Regions from separate parts of the Homo sapiens genome. Here region 2 is linked to region 1. Evidence: read pairs that join two places in POLR2A ChIA-PET (ENCODE). Cell type or tissue: PC-9. All regions are shown on one strand.

Region 1 (2,500 bases):
GAACCAGTCTTGTACACTTTGAATGAATTCCATTTGTTATGGCCTATATATAATTCTTTTTATACATTGTTGGATCTAATTTGCTAATATTTTGTTGAGAATTTTTGCATCTATATTAACTGACATTGGCATGTGGTTTTCTTTTCTGATAATGTCTTCATTCATTTTCATATTAGGGTAATACTGACCTCATATAATAAGTTAGGAAGTATTTTCTCTGCCTCTAACATGGCAGAGATTGTTGAGAATTGATATCATTTTTTGGTTAAACATTGTCAGAATTACCAGAGCTTTAGTTTTAGAATAATTTTGTTTTTTTCTATGTCAGAGAGTTATTAGTAATTGACTCAATATTTCTAGTGGCTATGGACCCATTTACATTACCTGTTTCTTCTTGTGTGAGTTTTGATACATTGAGTCATTCAAGAAATTGGTCCATTTAATCTAAATCATTAAATTTGTGTGCATAAAGTTGTTTCTAAAATTTCATTATTACCCTTGTAATACTTGCAGGATTAGTAGTGATGTCCCATCTTTCATTTCAGGTAGAGGTTGATCAATGTTATTGATATTTTGAAAGAATCAGCTTTGGGATTCATTGATTTTCTATATTGATTTCCTGTTTTCAATTTCATTATTTTTACTCTAGTTGTTATTATACCTATTCTTTATCTTGCTAAGGATTGAATTGCTCCTTCTCTAGTTTCATACTATTTGGATTTCTTCTAGTATGCATTTAAGACTATATATTTTCCTCTAAAAGCTGTTTTTTCTGCATTCCACAGATTTTGGTATGTTGCATTTTCATTTAGTACAAAATATCTTTAAATTGTTCTTGAGACTTCTTTGACCCATGCATAATTTTAAAGTATTTTTGTTAAATTTCCAAATATTTGTAGATTTCCCAGCTATCTTGCAGCTAACAATTTTTAGTTTAATTACATCGTGGTCTAAGAGCATATTTCCTATGATTTCTGTTTTTTAATATGTCACATCATATTTTATGATTTAGCCCAGAGTACGGTCTATCTAGATTAATGTTCTATGTGTACTTGAGAAGGTGTGGTTCCTATTATTTATGGAGATTTCTATAAATGTCAATTAGACCAAGTTGATTGATAGTGCTATTTAGGCCAACCATATTCTTACTGGTTTTCTGCTTGCTTATCTATCAGTTAATGGAATAAGAAATGTTGAAGTCTTCAACTATATAGTGGATTTGTCTATTTCTCCTGTCAATTCTATTTGTTTTTTTGTGGGATTTTTTTTTTGCTTCAAATATTTTAATGCTCTGTTTTTAAATACAAACATCGTAAAACTTTTAAGTTCATCTTCTTGGATAATTGACCCTTTATAAGTATAAAATGCCTCTCATTCTTGATAGTTTTTCTAGTTATGAAGTTGGCTTCATCTGAAATTAATATAACTATTCCAGATTTCTTTTGATTAGCGTTATCATTATGTGATTTTCTCCATCTCTTCACTTTTAACCTTAGTCTTTATATTGTCCATATGCTGTAATCTTCCAGTAAATTCTTACTAGTATCACTTTAAACAAACAATTGTCTTCAAATAAATTTAGAATAAGAAACATAAACTAATTTATTTTACCTTCATTTATTCTTTCTCTGAAAATCTTGCTTTCTTTATGTAGATCTGAGTTTTCATTCTGGGTTTCATTTTTATTCTCCCTGGAGAACTTTTTTATTTTTAACATTTATTGCAGGGAAAGTCTGCTAACAATAAATTTCTACAGTTTTTTTGTTTTTTATCTTTGTAAGTCTTTATTTCTTTGTCACTTTTGAAGAATCATTTTCTAGGTATAGTATTCTATGCTGGCATTTTTTTCCTTTCAACACATTGAAGATTTCATGTTACTCTTATTGCTAGTATAGTTTCTGCTGAGAATCTCTCTGTATTTCCTTGTTCCTCTACAGGTAGGGAGTGTTTTCCAACCCCATCTTTCCACCCTTACTCCTGGTTTCCTTCAAGATGTTTTTCTGCCTTTGACTTTCTGCAGTTTCAAATGATATTCCTGGAGTTATGTGGTGGGTTTTTTGGCTATTTTTTTTTTCTTCTTGATGTTCTCTGAGCTTCCTAAACCTGTGGTTTATTGTTAGCAATTAAGCTTGGAAATTTTTCAGACATTGTTTAAGTTATTTCCCCTGCTTTATTGTTCTTTCTTTCTTGTCCTTCTGGTTTTCTAAATACCTGTATGTTAAAAATAAATACCTGTATGTTAGTTATATCTTTTGACATTTTCTCACAGTTGTTTAATACCATTTTTTTTCATTATGTTTTCCCTTTGCAAATCAGTTTGGGAAGTTGTATTGACCTATCTTCAAGGTCACTGATTTTCTTTCCTCAGCTTTGTCCAGTCTACTAATGAGCCCATCAAAGACATTGTTCTTTATGTTATAGTGTGTCTGACTTTTAACATTAATTTTTAAATTCTTTTTTGGCATATTCATGTCTCTGCTTACAAAACACATCTTTTCTT
Region 2 (2,500 bases), 180 kb after region 1:
ACTGAGCTGAGCTGTGTTTCCTTTTCAGTAACTAATTGCACACATGCTGCAATACAGAGAAAAACATTATAAATCAATTAGGCTATTACAGCAACATTGTGCTCTGTAACTAGAGAACTAGGCCTTGTGTTGCATAGTGGGAGACAGGAGCACCTGATTCTCCTTGCAATGGCCTTGGATAATTACTTACATCGTTGCATTTGATTGTCTCACCTCCAATGCAGGTTTCCAGGAAGATTTGTTTACTGATCTTTCTTAAGGGATTTGATTTCCTGGATTGGCAGGTGTCATGTTGCTGGAGGAAGACAGTGGCTTAAAAGTATTATTGAATAAAACACACATGTAAGTGTTTGATGCTCATGCTGTCTTCAACAGTCAAGGTCAGAGCTTAGTTGGTGCTTTGGGCCAGAGTTACAGGAGCAAGGGGAATGTGAAACCATGAAGTAGCTGTGGAGTTGGCAATGTCCCCAAATGCCCAAGGCTTAGGAGACATTTATATGGGCATAATAGAAATCAGATGAGCTGGATTTTGGGGAGGTGGAGAGAGGGAGAGTGGAGAGAGGGGACTGTAAAAGGTACTTAGTATTCTCTATTTCTCCTCCTTGCTGTCTTTGTTTTAACTTTCATGGGAAGTGAACTTATAGAGAAACTTATAAGTGAACTCGAATGTGCTTCTGGAGATAAATCTTTCACATTTTTACAGTCCACAGAGGAGGGGGTAGGCAAGAGAAAGAGGCCAGAGTTTTACTAAAGATAAAGGAAATGTTGTAAAAGAAGGTAAATATGGATTTTAGAAGAAGCCTCTAATACAATTGTTGGATAGTCAACGAGTTTGTTGGAAATTTGCAAAGCTCATCTGGATAATTTGGATGAGAATGTTGCCATCAGGACTAATGTTATTTGAAAGGGAATGCAGACATGTTGTGATCAACTTTTCTCTAATTATGCCATGTGTTAATTTTGTCTTGTCACACAGTTGTCCTCAATCCTGGCTGCACATTAAGTGATGTGGGAAGCTTCATAAATAGAGCAATGTTCCTAGGATCTCTGGAGGTGGGACTTAGGCATTGGCATTCTTTAAAATTTCTCCAGATCATTCTCTTATGCAGTAGTGTTAAGAGCAGAGAACTATAACCAAGATCTTGAAATCAGGAACTTCGATACATACATAAATTATCCCATTGAGCCCCTGGATGTTCATATGTATTATCTCTGTTTAATATTCACAGTTTGTCTCCATGAGGTCATACAGCTGCTTGAGGTTGCTCGGAGAGTAAGAAGCAGAATGAGAACTAGAACAGAAGCTCACTTTGGCCTGAAGGCTCATGTGCTGAGCATCTTCCCTTGTCTGTCTCCACCCCTAGCCTGGTGCCCAGCATGTAGAAGACCTTCAGTAAGTACCAGGTTGCTGACTAAGTAACTGAGGAAATGACTCACAATTGGACCATTCCCATGCTGAAATTCCACAAGAATCTTGTTATCGCCTGCACATTGCTTAGGCAAACATAATTCTAGACAAAAATGGAACCCCAGAAATCTCAGTCAACATCCCTCACTCAAAGCCTAGCACCTGGCTTCCTTCTAACAGTGCCCTCTGTTGAGTGTTCACCTGGGATTTCCAGGACTGCAGCTGCTGTCTCTTTATAAACCCAGGCCTGGGTCACAGGGTGGGGAGAAAACAATGAGTGTTTTGGTTGTTTGGTGATATCCGGTGCCACTTTGTGCCGCTTGTTGCAAATTCAGTCCCATTTCCTGTGAACTGCCTCCTTGGGCTTGACTCCCCAGCACCATACAGGGGCTTCAGGGACACTTGGAAAACAATCTGTGCTCTGACCTCGGTGTCCCTGGACCTATCAATTGCCTAAGGCAGGGAGACTGCTCATACTTCAAGTAGTGGCCTGGGGACAAGATGGATCAGGAAGTAGAAAATAGAAAAGGATGGGGGTGAGGAGCCAGGGCAGGAGAGGAAGGTTATAAGGAGGAACAATGAGAGATGGACAGCTTTTTATTCTCTACAGAATGGGCTGTTTCCTAGACGTCACGGGATCATCATGTGGTGGAGATTGCAAGAGGCCAGTTTGGGGGTGAGGAGGGATTGCCGAGTACATATTTTATCACTGTGATGTGACTCAAGGGCGTCATTCCCTGTAAACAACTTTTGAGTAGGAGGGTTTTCTCTGGATAAGAAATTAACCAGTTAGCAGTCAAGAAATGGCAAAAGCTCAAGTAACAATTCTGTATACTTAACAAAATACTGTTAAACTCATTCATTCATTCGTTCAGCAGAAGTATGTCCAGGTACATCTCTGTACAAGGCATTGGGCTGATTGTCAGTTATATAGCAGCCTCCAAGAACAACATCATATTCGACCCCAGGAACTATAGTCCAGTGGGAAACACAGACATTGAACAAAAAGTACAATGTGAAGAATATAGTAGGAGGAAAGAAACAGGAGCATGCATTATGTCATTTATTATTATTTTTATTTGAGACAGAGTC

What was found. ChIA-PET counts read pairs that join two places held together with the same protein. Peaks named below come from ENCODE experiments on the same cell type or tissue, not always from the same donor. Only the 100,000 strongest peaks of a DNase experiment are listed, where the experiment ranks them.
Region 2: POLR2A ChIA-PET joins it to region 1 with 7 read pairs; 3 of 35 experiments call an interaction of 5 or more read pairs at or near these places.

Annotation. Positions count from the first base shown.
Region 1 is chr11:128,001,620-128,004,119 of GRCh38, forward strand. No RefSeq gene overlaps it. Among named protein-coding and RNA genes, the nearest start is that of LINC02725, 93 kb to the right of the region's middle. In PC-9, no CTCF peak of the experiment used is centred here; no DNase peak of the experiment used is centred here.
Region 2 is chr11:128,179,231-128,181,730 of GRCh38, forward strand. It overlaps LINC02725 (long intergenic non-protein coding RNA 2725), which reads left to right. Exons shown (of 6, transcript NR_183639.1): 5 at 1,230-1,393. Among named protein-coding and RNA genes, the nearest start is that of LINC02098, 28 kb to the right of the region's middle. In PC-9, no CTCF peak of the experiment used is centred here; a DNase peak (open chromatin) is centred at 1,441; H3K27ac peaks cover 533 bases.